2 separate regions of the Mus musculus genome follow, and region 2 is linked to region 1. Evidence: chromatin loops called from intact Hi-C (ENCODE). Cell type or tissue: heart. All regions are shown on one strand.

Region 1 (8,000 bases):
AGGCTGGTCTACAAAGTGAGTTCCAAGACAGCCAGAGAAACCCTGTCTTAAAAAACCAACCAACCAAAAAAAAAAAAAAAAAAAAAGCAAAACCAAAAAAAAAAAAAAAAGAAAAAAAGAAAAGTTACTACTTAGTATATGCTGATAGTGTATATTTCTGTTAACTAATTATTTAGTTCTCCTAGCATTCCATGAAGTCTGCAGGTGTTTTATGTACATATCTTTTCACAAGGCCTGGAGTCCAGGGTTGGAAAACTGTATATACTATGTGGAAGCCTGTTCTCATTCTACAGAAAATTAAAAGACAGACTATTGAGGGTTTTAAACATAATGAATTAATTGTGCTTGGAGAAAAACAGAACATAAATGAGTTTAAATAAGGCACTAAGCTTTACTACCAACAACAATTAAGCACAATGAACATACTCATTGGGGAAATGCTGAAATTTTCACTGAATCTGAAGAGCAGTACTTATAATCATTTCTCTATAATTGGAGATTAAAACTGGAGAAATATGCAGGCAAATTGAAGTTGAAACAGCACAATGCGAACAAGTATAAAGGTAAGAAAAGCATAAAATCAGCAGACACAGAGTGAAGTAACTATAGTTATATTGAAAACATGGCATGGGATTGTTAAACATTGCCTGAGCTTTCAGGAACGTTTATTGTTATTCTCTAAGAGGATAAAAAGTCAGATGTCAACAGGCAATAATTAAAAATCAATAACCTGATTCATATTAGTTCAGAATTGATTGGTAGATAAAGGTTAGTTACTAGGAATTAACACTGTGATTAAATTTAATTTGACATATTTATACTATGGTGACTGATGCTACTAGATTGTATAGACAGTATCTTTCAAAGGAAGTTTTAAGTGGCAGTAACAATAACCACAAAAGAATCAACAGTATATTAAGCAAACATGCAAATAAATATAAAACACAATTTAAAATGAGTCTTAAATCATGTACATTTTCAGAATCTAAATCACTTATGTAGATGAAAATGACTAGTGTGTATTTATGCTTTGAATGGGTTGCTTGAGCAATCCCAATTAAAAATAAAATAAAAATATTTTTAAAATAATTCACTCAGTCAGAGATGATACACCTAACCCTCAAGAGACTTGGGGACCCAGAGAGTAAGGAGGTCTGCTGGAGCGAGGGAGTGGAGACATTCTCTTAGAGACAGGGTGGTGAGGAGTTGTAGGATGTGAAACAGTGGGAATGTGGAGCAGGTGGGGGATAAAGTCTGGACTGTAAAAAAAAATAAAGAATAAAAAATATTTTAAAAAAGCTTAATTTTAGTGAAAGAAAGTAGATAGAAAAATATTAACAGTAAATATATGGAATAGTCTTCATTATCCTCTCTCAGCTGGTTGGGTTCATTACTCAGTTTGAGAATATTTTATGAGTGACTGTCTATGCACAAAGAAAGACTCTGGGATAGAAATGTGGGACAGAAAAAGTGAGGAATCCTTTACTTGCAAAGCTGAAGAACCCTAAGCCCTGTGGCACAAGCTGATTCTGATATGTGAAAGTGTGGGTTTCGTGGACACACATCTTCTACTCTCAGACGCAACATAGACAAAATTCTTTAAAACAAAATAAAGGTCACCAGTGAAGAAACTCATCTCCAAAGGACAAGGACAGAAGAAACAACAAAGCAATTTTGGCAACAGGAGAGGATCTTAGAATGGCCAGATAAACCCCTTTCTTGAACCAAAAAGATCTGCTGTAGCAGACCTATTCTTTTATCTTCTACACACTTGTTTGAAAGAATCAACCACTTCAAAAAATATGATCACTATTTTTATATAAGTTATGGAAGGAAAGAAGTTTCAAGTGGCTAAAATCACTTTCCAACCTTGTGTACAGATATTACTTTTGGATTTAATGATTTTTTTAAACTTCATATTTTTTTATCGATTGAGGTTGTATTTTCTCCTTATATATAGTTTTCAAAGCTATGAATCTGTAGTGCAATGTGTGAAAAAAATGAATGGAACAAATAAATTGTCCTTTATTCTTGCTATCTTTGGAAACAGTTGCTATAACAAAATGGATTATATAATGAAGATTATGACCACATTGCCATTATATATGAATTGAATGTTGTAAAAATATTATGCAAAAATGGTCATTATAATAATTTTATTAGGGATATTTAAAGATAACGCTATTTTCTGTTACTTCACATTCTTTAGATTTGTTAGTATTATATTCATTTATGCCAAATGTCATGTAAAATAGAAACATTGCTGAGGAATGAGCATTCTAAAGCAATGTAATGTGCATGTCTTTTTGGTCTCTTTTAACTTTGATATACTAATATTATTATCAAGATTTTTATTGTGCTAACTCTAGAAATTGTTTCTGATATGTATGCATATCTTTTTTTCTCCTGAAAGTACACTACTAATACAAATGGAAATTTTCTAAAAGTTATTAAAAGGTAGTCAGCAGAGGTCGCTCTTAGTTTCATCCAATCAGTGTGTCCTGTTGTCTCAACCTTGAGTGGGAATCAAATCCAATCAATCCAAGAGCAGACAGCCATTTGCCAAAATAACCAGTAGTGCCCTCACTCTCTTTTTTCCTTTTAATTCTTAATCATATGCTCAGGTGCTGGTGGTACACAGAAAAGAAAAAAAATCTAGGGCTGACTATTTAAAGATAGCAATAATAAGATTTATTAGACCTTGGATTTAGTTTTGTTTTTCTTTGGTTTTGTTTTTGTTGTTTGTTTGGTTGGTTGGTTGTTTGGGTTTTTGAGTTTTGCTTTTTGGTTTTCTGAGATTGAGTCTCACTATGTAGTCCTGGATGTCCTGGAACTCATTATATAGACCAGCCTAGCCTAGAACTCAAAAGATCTGCTTGCTTGTGCCTTAAAAGTGCTGGGATTAATGCTGTGTGCCACCACCCAGCTGTGATTTGATTTTTAAAGAAATATGTTATAAAATTATTTACATAGTACACCATCAATACCAATCACATTTATTCCAATATTCATCTGTGTTTGCATAAATACACACACACACACACACACACACACACACACACACACTCAAATTTATAAAACTCTGGTTTAATAAAAATGGCAAATGTAAGGACTGACAGAATTAAACAATCCTTTTATATGTGTATATGACCTGTGCAAGCTAAAATTTAAAGGAAAACATCCAATGTCTTATGATTACAGGTTTCCCTCTATAGATTTCTTTGTTTCTTTGTAAGATGATTTCACCCACATGTACTTCTCCTAAAAGAAACTATTACACCTAATATTTGAAGATCAATGCCTGTCAGTTTCTGAAATGTCATAAATTTTAGCGTTATTATTTTCATTTGAGGTGCTTGATTTTTACTTTTAATCACTCTCTTTCCTTCCAACTAGTTTTTAACACACCTTAAAAATTTACCACTAAATATACATGGACAATTTAGAAGCAAAACTAATTCTTCATACCAAACAACATATTAAAACTTGCTGCTGAGGTTTAGATTTGAATTTGATAGTTGAGTGTTTTGGTTCAGGAAATTCTTTTTAATCATTTTCACATGTGTCCTATAAGCACATCTATTTTCCTATTAAGCTTTATTTTCATTTTGGAAATTAAATCGTTGCACTCAGACATATCAACTCATATTCTAATTGTTGAGGAGCACATGTATACATGTAAAAGGTTTATAGTTTGAGTAGATAATAGGATGAGTTTTAAAAGAAAATCATTGCTTATTGTATACATATTGGATGTTTAATATGCACAATTATGTTCTTACTTGAGGACAGAAGTTCAAGCATTTTCATGCAAGGAGAGACACCAGTGGATATCTTAGTTCAGAAAGAGGGCATCATCTTCTTCTCCATATCTGTCATCTTGTTATACTCAAGACTTGGGTGGATTTGATGGCACCTTTTATATTCATAAAGTAAACATCTTTACAAATTCAATTTTAAAACATTCTCTCCAAGACAGTCAGATCTAATATTTAACAGTGTTACTGGGAATCCACTGGTTAAATAACCAAAAGAAAATTAAATGTCAAGCCATGTAAACTACTTTGAGAATGCCATTTATACACAAGAAGAAAACAAGACCAGGGCCTTTCTAAAGTAATGGCAACATCCCCACCTCACCTCAGGCCATATTGTTTTTTTTTTTTTTTTTTTTACATTGGGTTGTACTTTGCTTTTGTTTACATTCACTTTGTATAATCAAGCATAAGTGGGAACATCCACAATATGTAATTCTCTTGTGTATACAAGAATATAGGGCTGATATAATAGGACCAGATCATTCTAAAGAAAGTTCGCCTATCTCATTCCATCTTTTCTTGTTTGTGTTGTCATAGATGTTCTGCCTCTGATAGTTCTTAATTTTCAGGCTGGTAGTGTTGTTGTTGTTGTTGATCATCGTCTTCCTCTTCTTCTCTTCCTCCTCCTCTTCCTCTTCTACTTCTCCTTTCTACTTCCCCTTTCCCCTTTTCTCCTTCTCTCCTCCTTCTCCTTTTCTCATTTCTTCTCCTCCTCTCCTTCCTTCTCCTTCTCCTTCTCCCTCTCCCCCCTCCCCCTCCTTCTCCTTCTCTCATCTTGTATGCAGCTCTCAAAATCTTGACTCAGCAGTAGAACCCAGCATGGCATAAGAGCCTCTCAGACAAGTCTTGAGGGAGACATATCAAACCTTTTGCCATGCTCTCTGTACTCAGCAGTCACAAATATCAGAAAGCATTACGTGATCCATTGTGGCTCATATTTTTGTTCATAAGAGCTCCATAGAGCTCCACGAAGAAATCTCTCTTCTACAGATCCTTGGGCCAAATGTAGGGAAACTCCAGAAAATACTTACCATGTCTCTTTTCACATTGATTTTTATAGGAAGATCTCATCCACTGAAAGAACAATCAGACTAACACCATTTATTATTCTGGTCATATGATCCTGTGCCTTAGATAGTGAATTATCGTACTGCATCTCATTGGATACAGAGCAGCCACACCCCCTCTTCAGAGACTCAGTTTCCTGCCAAGTGTCTGAATATGGAACGCCTCTCCCAGCACCATGCAGTCAGTCGCTCTTGATTTCTCACAGGAATTCTCTGCCCACGTGTTACTCATATTCACATTACCCTTCCTGAAATATAATTTCTGAAAAAAACGTCTAGAGAAATGCCAATTGGCTATTTTCTCTCTGCAATGTTTTAAGCGACCCTTCTCAATCTTCCTCTTTTAGAGTAGCTAGTAGCTTTGCAGTGTTTATAATAAAATTCATAATTAATTACTTGCCAGGCATTTCCATGCCTGGTTGTCTGGTAGTTACTGTTATATTTTTGAAAGACTTAAAAACTAAATTAAAACTTGAACTGTGCAGTTATGAAGGAGGCACAGTGTAAGGACCACAAATGGACTCTCATTTACCAGGAGCATCTGTTTCTCTTTATAAATACTCTTCATAGGCTCTGTCCAAACCATCAACCAAAATAAAAGCAGGACGTTAGAAGCCTGCAGTATAAACATCTTCTTCTCCTTATTAAGTCCGAATCAGTTCATAATGAACAAGTAAAACAAAGCACTTAATTCTGCTATATGTGAAAGAAATGTGTATAATGATTTCAGAAAAAGAGAGAAAGAGAGAATAAGTAAGTGAGGAGGAGAGAAATGTCAGAGTGGAGCAAGAAAGACAGGCAGGGAGATTCTGAGCCAAGGATGGATAAGAAGTAAAAGGACATGGCTAAAATAGAAGAAAAAAGAATCAAAGACGAGGAAGAAAGTGTAACGAGTATTTAAGAAAATACTCATCTTTAATGTTATTCAAACACAGTATTTACATTATCTGTGTTTTAAAATGGAATACTACTAATAAAGCTATTCTTAAATAGAAGAGAAATCTGTTGGAGGTATTTATAATGAAAATCACTTTTGTTTCAGTGGAGGTAATGTTCTTAGAACATGTGCTATTAATGTTCTTATTTGAATACAGTTCTTGCATCGACAGTGTCTTACTTTTAATTTATTTGTTAGAATTATATAAATGTTACCACTTCTGTGTATATGAAGATTTCTTTATTTTTCTTCTTTTCTAATATTTCTTTTGGCTTTTGTGGACTTTGGAAACTGTTGTGCACTATATTAAATGTAGTATATGAATAGCTGTTCTGAGCCAGAGTTGGCAGCTCTGTAATGCTAAGTTTCATTATCCACAGCATGTGACTTTAACAATTTAACATTCTTCTATTTCCTCCAATAGGTAGACAGCTCCTTTCTTCTGTTGTATAGTATGCTTCCTTCATTAGACTTATTCATGTTTCATTTGTATTCACCTTATGATTATCAATGTCTTTTTGTCTTAACACTTAAGGTTTGCTTTATTCTAGTACATTTCTATTTAAAATAAGTTTATTAAATTAAAGCAAAAGTTGAGTATCTTTAAAATTATACTGAAACAAATTCTAAAGACCAAGCAAATCAACATGGCATTGAAAATACAACAATATGCTGTTTATAGTTATTTGCTGTTCTTATTGTTGTAGGTGGTACAGGTGGGTTTTTTAAATCAGAAATTGATCATAATGAATCTCAGAATAAGGATGCATTTGAAGAGACCACCAAGGGCCCCACAAAAAGCAATTAGTACTGAATAATGTTTTCCATCATCAACAATCAAAACACATACCTTTATCTGTCCAAAAGGCAACAATCCCCTAATGAAAATGATGTGTGTCACTGAGAGAAAAGCTAACACTATAAGGTTGGGAATGACCAGTGACATTGGACAATTTCTTCACAAGTGCTGAATTAATTATATTACAGTCAACTTTGAGTAGAATTCCTCCACAAAGAATTACTATTTCAGAAAATATTGAATACCACATTTATTCTTTTACAAAAAAAGTTTAATCCTTGAGATTAAACCTCATTGCTGAAGTCATAATGAATAGGCACAATGAACAGCTGCACCTGACATAAAATATTGTAAAATGCAGAAAGTGTGAAAATATTTATGAAGCATCTTTTAAAATATGGAGCATGGCATAGGAAAAGAAAATATAAATATCAATTACAACCTTATTCCAAGAAAAACACCCAAATGAGTCCAGACATTCAAATAATTATAAATAAAATACTGTAAACACACATCTGAAAAATTAAAAAAAAAGTGATCCATCAGTTTAATGAATGCAAATCGGGAAACAAAAAGTTTGCAAGAAGGTGAATCACAAGCTAAATTTAGAAGCAGAGACTCGAAGAAAGAAATATGTGCCCGGGCCACTGCAACACATAAATCAAGTCCTTTGTGCTATGGGAAATTGTTATCAGATGTGGTAGTACCTGGGGGTGGGCAGTATAGAGAGGAATAACAAACACTATACGGAAAAGACTTCAGGAAAATCAAAAGATAGGGTGTGTGTGTGTGTGTGTGTGTGTGTGTGTAAAAGAGATGCACAATCTATGCACAATCTAATAAAACCTCTAATGGATGTATTAATAGGAAACAAGTTTATAAACTCACTAGAAATACCCTAACAACACAAAGTAGAGAATGAAAATAGATTCTTTCTCACACCAAAAAACAAGCCAACAAGAATCATGACACTCATTAGGAGGGAAGCAAAGGAAAGCGCATCAAGGAAACCCAGTGCCAGTTTCTGCCTTGATAAAAGGGTTTAGACTTTGGCACAGACTTGGAGAACTCACCAAGTCAAGAAGGCTGAGTAGATGCTCTAGGAAGAACCAAGAGCTGATTTGCAGGCTCTATTCCTAGAGTAGAGAGAATTCTGCATACAAGTCTGACTCCCTATAAATAGCCCCACCGTTTTGTCCAGGAAAGTACTGAGCAGTTGATACTTTTCAAGGAATAACTTGAGAAGAAAGGGAAGAATTGGCAGAAGCAGCTTCAAAGGCTGGAACAGAACTCATTCATTTGGCAGATAAACTATTAAGCAGATCTTGACTCTATAGGATGTGGAATGATTAACACTGTGTAATGTGTTGCACTGAGCC
Region 2 (8,000 bases), 250 kb before region 1:
TTTTTTTTTTCATTTTCTAATTTACCAGAATAGATTGTAGAGCAATTATTGTGGCTTATTTTGCCCATATGGTGTCAAGGAGAGCCATTTCCTATGAATATCAGGGGAGATTGAAATGTTATCTCATTCTAGAAGAGGATGAACTATGTGCTTTATTTTGGTGGTAGAGAAGATGCGATATAGTGAGTTACAAGTGCATACTCTAGACTTCTACCTGGTTTTACATTTTTGTATGTTGTTATGGGATGTAGGTTAATATCTATGATGTTTACCAAATGCATATGTGCATTTTAGAATTGCATTCTTAACTTTACATATTGACCACAAAAGAGACATTTTTCCTTTAATATGAGATGTTTGGGCTGTCTAGCTGAGGCTCTTACCTCACTTGTTAGGAGGGTGGAAAATATTAATGATTCAGACAGAGAAATACCACTTTTTCTTTAAAAAAGGAATCAAAATAAATGGCACATGTACATGTGAAGTCATGTTTACACATGCATGTGAACACACCGACCCACCACATCATTTACCTACAGACATGTCATCATACACGAACCCATTTTCCTATGCCTGTAGATGGATAAATGAGAGAGAGAGAGAGAGAGGGAGAGAGAGAGAGAGAGAAGGGGAGGGGAGGGGAGAGGAGGAGAGGGGAGGGGAGGGGAGGGAGGGGAGGGAGGGGAGGGGAATCATGGAAAAAAGTATGCCCAACAGACTAGACCCAGTCAACTTCAAATCCAGAGGCACAGGACCACTTTGTTCACATATCTGACCTCACTTACATGGGCACAGTAGTCAAGCAATGAAAACACTCCTCTTCCTAATCAAAAAAGCTGCCACATCAAGGTGATGGACTTTTAGGAATATGCTATTTGCTTTCTTCTACTGGCTGCCTAAGAAGTTCTTGGAGAAGGCCATGTACTTGTTCCCACATTTGTGAAAGTCTAAAGAAATAAGTTGTATCAGGCCAAGGTCAAGAGACCAGGTTAAAAAATAATAATAAAAAAAAAAACCCTCATCTCTCTCAGGTGTGGTCTGAGAGATAGGAATTTGTTTGTTTGCTTGTTTGTTTGTGTTTTTGTACTTTCTTTGTAGTTGTAAGAAATAATTGTTAGAATTAATGAAACATATAAAAGAGATATATTATTGTTTCCTTTTATAGCTCTTACTGAATGGTGATTTGCAATGCAGACGAAGCTGGCTTTGAACTCATAGAGTTCCACTTGCCTCCCAAGTGCTTAGATTAAAGGGGTGAGGTATCATGTCCCCATAGATTCTATCCCAGACCAAGTAGCTATGTAAACCACTCAGGAAGACATTAGCCTCTGCTCTAAGTGTAAAGAGATTGCAAGCATCCGCGAGATGATTCCAAGATTGCTAGAGTCATAAGCACAGAAACACATTCTGAATGGCCACATCTCACCTGTCAATTTATGGTGAATACCTTGGAAGATGAAGTCATTTTCATAATATTTATGGGCAAGCACACTGCCTGGAGGAAGAGAAAGATTTGCTAAAGCATGGTGCTCTAAGCAAATGTAAGACGCATCCCATAAATGAAGATGACCAAGCCAAGGCATGCGTTGTGGCAGTATGCTTATCACATTCACAGATGAAAGTCCTCAAACTGATAGACTTAGATGTCTTTGGAATTCTCTCCCTAATTTTGAATAGTCACTAACTCCTTTTTTTGTTCCTTTGGCTTTTACAGAGAGGCTCTCTAAAGCCCGAACTGACATAATTATTGGCTCAGATTGTTAGCGACATAGGCCAGATGGCTGTGAGTTTCTAAAGTCCCAGTTGCTTATGGTAGTTTTCTGAGTTTGTCTATAGGGTTTGGGGATCAGCAATTTGAAAGGGTTGCAAACTTGTAAAATGGTGTTATTGGGGGGGCAGAGTGTTCATCAGAGTGACATAGCACTAAACACATTCATAGCAGACATCCTAGTCTGCACAATTTGACACACAGCACTGGTTTCTGGGGGTGGGAATGGGGGTGAGACAATGGCTCATAAAATGTTTTTGAATGCTTAGAATGAAGGAGAGTTTGTATTGGGGCTCTTCTCTGGTTTCTTCTTGGGGGAGTACCTTCTCTGTGACTATAGCTGAGTTCTGCTGAGAGTAAGCAAAGTGGAAAAATCAGAAAATTACTTTTTAAAAAAATGTGTTTCTGGGGGGCAAAATAGGAGAAAAATAAATGTCAAATAAGTTACATGGAGATTCTGTGAAGCACAGAATTTGCAAGTAGCTGAAGACAGCTGAGGGATAATGCAAAGGGGGGGTGGGGAGGGTGAGCAAGAATGGAGCCAGAGTGATAAACTTAAAAGGAGCCGCAGAGCAGAAGGAGCATCATAAATAATCATATTTCCCAATAAGAATACCATATCAACCCCGTGACCTGGATACAGCACCAACCTCCTGAGATATTTCCAGCACTCTGATGCACACAAAATGCAATTTTCAGCTCAGGCATTTTATTTCTCAGTGTAAACAACCTTTGGGTTTTTAAAATACATATCTGGAAACTGTTTTCATAAATAATGTATGTATTATAAAAATTTGACTTGTAAACTATTGAGTCCATGTCTCCTCAGAACTCATTGTGAAAACTCACTATGGGTAGATAGTACTCTATTGGAAGAATTCGCTAGGCGAAGGCTACCAATTTTACCCAAGCTATCAATTTTGCCCAAAATAAATAGGATTTTTTTAAGTGCAAGGCTATATATATATATATATATATATATATATATATGGAACAATTTTGCTCAAGCTAAAGAAAGGGCTGAAATAAGGTAGAATTTTTTTGCTAATTAGTTCCAAACTCTGAGGTGTTCCTTTAAATCTTGCTAATTAAGAGAAATCGGGAGTGCAAGATAGGCCCCTTTCTTATCTTCAAAGAGTAAAGATGAAAGAAAGCAGAAAATGAAACCTCTCCACTTGGGCTGTTCTTTAAAACAGAGCTCCAAGAAAATCGGCTTGCTGCTCCTTGGAGGAGAAAAGACCCGCCGAGGGGGAGGGGGTGTGTGCATAATTAGAAGCAAGTTTCCCCATTTTATTAAATTCCTCCACCGACAAAATTCACTTGGAGGTATTTTAAGTGAAACCAGCAGTTAAGGAACCCTGAAAAAAGCAAGATGATTACATGTTTGTAGCAGAAGAAAAGATCAATTAAGAAAACAAGAACTATTTAATGTGCCATATATAAATACAGGCGACCAGAAGTTGATTTAAAGTTTTTTTCTTCCTTTCTTTTTCCTTCCCTCCCGGTCTCCCCACCCCCACACCGCTCTCCTGCTGTAATTTGTCTCCCCTTTGTCGCGGCACGCTTGGAGAAAGTGGATGGAGATGGAGGAGGGGCGGGAGGGCTGAACCCCACCCCCGGCCGCGCTCCCGCGCCCCTAGCGGGTCCCCAACCCGCGCCCGCCACCCTCCCGCTCCCACCCTCCACGCGCGCCCTCCCTCGCTCCGGTGACTCCAGCAGCTTCGGATTTGGAAGCTCGCTGATTGGCTGGAAGCGATTCAACACACGCCAGGCAAAGAGCTTTGTCTGAGTTGAAGTGAAGTTGTAGAGATTTTCAGACTGGAGTCAGCAATCACCGGTGTTTAGTCTGCAGCGGAGCAGAGAAAAGGAAAGGGGGGAAAATCAAGAATCGCCCGGGAAACACAGACTGCAGACTCCGCCAGCACCCTGCAATAGATGGGGACGGAGTCCACGCGGGGAGCCAGGCCGAGGTGACACGCTGCTCCCAGCCAGGAGGACCAGCGGCCACCCCTACCAGGAAGGGACTTCACGCTCCTATCTGGAAGTCGCCAAACGGTGTGTATGAAAACTGAAGTTTGCGAGCTGTTTAATTGCTGTGTGATTAAGAGTCGCTTTCAAGACTCTGAGACCCGATGTGGCTTAGAGCTCTGAGTGGCTGGGAGGAAGTTGAAGGGATTGCTGGGCTCTTCTAACTCGCCCTGAGAAGGGAATCTAGCAACTGACCAATGCACCAAATGAATACTAAAATGCACTTTAGATTTGCACTTGCACTTCTGATGGCGTTTTTCAGCCACGATGTCCTGGCTAAGAATCTGAAATACAGGATTTATGAGGAGCAGAGGGTCGGATCGGTAATTGCTAGACTATCAGAAGATGTGGCTGATGTTTTATTGAAGCTACCAAATCCTTCTGCTGTTCGTTTTCGAGCCATGCCACGGGGGAATTCTCCTCTCCTGGTCGTAAATGAGAATACCGGAGAAATCAGCATAGGGGCTAAAATTGACCGCGAGCAACTATGCCAAAAAAACTTGAACTGTTCGATAGAGTTTGATGTGCTCACTCTGCCGACCGAGCATCTGCAGCTGTTCCACATTGAAGTGGACGTGCTGGACATTAATGACAATTCCCCCCAATTCTCGAGACCCGTCATTCCCATTGAGATATCGGAGAGCGCAGCAGTTGGGACTCGTATCCCCCTGGACAGTGCGTTCGACCCAGATGTTGGGGAAAATTCCCTCCACACCTACTCGCTCTCTGCTAATGATTATTTTAATATCGAAGTGCGAACCAGGACAGACGGGGCCAAGTACGCTGAACTCATAGTGGTGAAAGAGTTGGATCGGGAGCTGAAGGCTAGCTACGAGCTTCAGCTCACCGCCTCCGACATGGGAGTGCCTCAGAGGTCTGGCTCCTCCATCCTGAAAATCAGCATTTCGGATTCCAACGACAACAGCCCGGCCTTTGAGCAGCCTTCTTACACAATACAACTCTTAGAAAACTCCCCAGTTGGAACCTTGCTCCTTGATCTAAATGCCACCGATCCAGATGAGGGCGCTAATGGGAGAATTGTGTATTCTTTCAGCAGTCATGTGTCTCCCAAAATTATAGAGACTTTTAAGATCGACTCAGAAAAAGGCCACTTGACTCTTTTCAAGCCAGTGGATTATGAAATCACCAAGTCCTATGAGATAGACGTTCAAGCCCAAGATTTGGGTCCCAATTCCATTCCTGCTCATTGCAAAATTATAATTAAGGTTGTGGATGTCAATGACAATAAACCTGAAATTAGCATAAATCTCATGTCCCCTGGAAAAGAAGAAGTATCTTATGTCTTTGAAGGGGATCCCATTGATACATTCGTTGCTATCGTCAGGGTTCAAGACAAGGATTCTGGGCTGAATGGGGAAATAATCTGTAAGCTTCATGGGCATGGACATTTTAAACTTCAGAAGACATATGAAAATAACTACTTGATCTTGACCAATGCCACTCTGGATAGAGAAAAGAGATCTGAGTATAGTTTGACTGTGATTGCTGAGGACAAGGGAACACCAAGCCTCTCCTCAGTGAGACATTTTACTGTTCAAATCAATGACATAAATGACAATCCACCTCGCTTCCAGAGGAGCCGATATGAATTTGTCATCTCAGAGAATAATTCACCAGGGGCGTATATCACCACAGTTACAGCCACTGATCCAGATCTTGGTGAAAACGGACATGTGACATACACCATTTTGGAGAGTTTTGTCTTGGGAAGTTCCATCACCACGTATGTAACCATTGACCCCTCTAATGGCGCCATCTATGCCCTCAGGATCTTTGATCATGAAGAAGTGAGTCAGATCACTTTTGTGGTGGAAGCCAGGGATGGAGGGAGTCAGAAGCAACTCTCCAGCAACACCACCGTTGTGCTGACCATCATTGATGAGAATGACAATGTCCCTGTGGTTATAGGGCCTGCAATGCACAATAATACTGCAGAAATATCCATCCCCAAAGGAGCTGAAAGTGGTTTTCATGTCACAAGAATAAGGGTGGTCGACAGGGACTCTGGTGCCAATGCTGAATTCAGCTGCTCCATAGTATCTGGTAATGAGGAAAACATCTTTATCATGGACCCTAGGTCATGTGACATTCATACCAACGTCAGCATGGAATCCATTCCCTCTGCGGAATGGGCACTCTCAGTTATCATCCAGGACAAGGGCAGTCCTCCTCTGCACACCAAAGTCCTTCTGAGGTGCATGGTCTTTGACTATGCAGAATCTGTGACAAGCACAGCCATGACCTCTGTCAGCCGCGCATCCTTGGATGTGTCCATGATCATAATTATTTCCTTGGGAGCAATTTGTGCTGTGTTGCTGGTTATTATGGTCCTGTTTGCAACGAGGTGTAATAGAGAAAAGAAAGACACCAGATCCTACAACTGCAGGGTGGCAGAATCCACGTACCAGCATCATCCTAAAAGGCCATCCAGGCAGATTCACAAAGGAGACATCACACTGGTACCCACCATCAATGGCACTCTGCCCATCAGATCTCACCACAGATCCTCCCCATCTTCATCCCCAACCTTGGAGAGGGGACAAATGGGCAGCCGCCAGAGTCACAACAGTCACCAGTCACTCAACAGTTTGGTGACCATCTCATCAAACCACGTGCCAGAGAATTTTTCATTAGAACTCACCCACGCCACTCCTGCTGTTGAGGTAAGATCAGACACTACAGGGCCTGGTCAAGCCAGATGCTGATGCTCAGAGGCTGCACAGTCATCACACCTTTAAGGTTGTCGTTGATAGATGACAGTAGGCAGTTCCACTAGAACTCAAGCCACAGGGTGGACCTATCTCAAGTACACCGTCTGGCTTATTTCTATTTTTATAAATAATTCACTTGCGGGTGTTAGGTGTGATGTCTCACACGGGGCTGTTAATCAGAGTCCCTGCACTTCTCAGAGTAAGATGCTGAGACAGGAAAAAATAAAACCTAAAGGGACCCAGCTATTCTCATTGTTAAAATTTCTCCTGAGAAATCAACACCCTGGCTCTTGAGAATCTCACTCCAATTGCATGCTGTCTTTGGAAAACTTTGTGCAGTTTTCTGGCTTTCTGGCATTGTCTCATTATCTGAACTAACAGTGTATTTTACTGAGTTTTTATTTTATTTTATTTATTTATTTTTACAGTTTTATCTAAACTGTAAAGGAAGGCAGTTATTTAAAAGTCTTTCAAGCAGGAACAACTCACTTGTGTTTTGAGAGCAGCCAGATCTCTCTGTAATGGATCTTAACTGGGTTTGGTGTCTGGCTGTGCCCTCTTCATGGTCTAGCATAAGTAAACCCCTGACAGATAGAAAGTGTGAGCTTAGCATTCCCTTTTCTTCCTTAATGCACGTGAATGCGTGAGGAGTGTTTTTTTCTGTTTCCCCCAGAAGTCAGTTCTGTCTCTTTGGTTTCCAGCAGGTCTCGCAGCTTCTCTCCATGCTTCACCAGGGGCAATATCAGCCACGGCCAAGTTTTCGAGGAAACAAATATTCCAGGAGCTATAGGTATGAATTACCCTGGTGTCAGCTGCTAAGTCTCGGGGAACTTAAATGCCGAAGAGTAAAAAACTGTGTGTTTCTTTCACTGATCTTTCTAGATATGCCCTTCAAGACATGGATAAATTTAGCCTGAAAGACAGTGGCCGTGGAGATAGCGAAGCAGGAGATAGCGATTATGATTTGGGGCGCGATTCTCCGATAGACAGGCTCCTGGGAGAAGGATTCAGTGACCTCTTCCTCACGGACGGGAGAATTCCAGCAGGTAAGAGGGCCGTGATAGCTAAATCTTTATTTTCACAGCTACCACAGAGCCAGGATGACGAACAGCTTCTCCCATGCTTCTGTTTCTGCTGTCCTTTTCCTTTACACTGGAAATAGGTGGGATCTCTGCACTATTAGCAGTGGACAAGCGTGAGACATTTAATTTTTTTTTTTCTTCTCAAAATCCACAATAAGCAGTTGGTAGAGAAGGAATGAATGTGAAGGCTTAATAGGAGAAGGAAGGGGAGAGAGCACTGAAAGAAGACCAAGCCCCGCCCCCCTCCCTCTTTCTTATCCAGCCAGTGCCATTGGGCGCTCCTAAGCAACTCCAGAAAATTGCTAGGTGCCTGTTTGTATTCAGACAGCCTGTTCGGTGGATAGTGGTGAACTGGACTATAATTTGGAGGATGCATTTCCTGTGATGGGA

The links. A loop is a pair of places that touch in the nucleus more often than their neighbours do. Peaks named below come from ENCODE experiments on the same cell type or tissue, not always from the same donor. Only the 100,000 strongest peaks of a DNase experiment are listed, where the experiment ranks them.
Region 2: it touches region 1 in a loop (2.0-fold over the local background); 4 of 42 quality-filtered maps call a loop at or near these places.

The regions. Positions count from the first base shown.
Region 1 is chr3:49,501,831-49,509,830 of GRCm38, reverse strand. No RefSeq gene overlaps it. Among named protein-coding and RNA genes, the nearest start is that of Gm22480, 14 kb to the right of the region's middle. In heart, no CTCF peak of the experiment used is centred here; no DNase peak of the experiment used is centred here.
Region 2 is chr3:49,752,858-49,760,857 of GRCm38, reverse strand. It overlaps Pcdh18 (protocadherin 18), which reads left to right and starts at 3,542. Exons shown (of 4, transcript NM_130448.3): 1 at 3,542-6,480; 2 at 7,233-7,318; 3 at 7,411-7,574. The coding sequence starts at 3,994. In heart, CTCF peaks have their summits at 3,352 and 4,816 (motif pointing right); DNase peaks (open chromatin) are centred at 3,497 and 4,597; H3K4me3 peaks cover 4,693 bases; H3K27ac peaks cover 2,033 bases.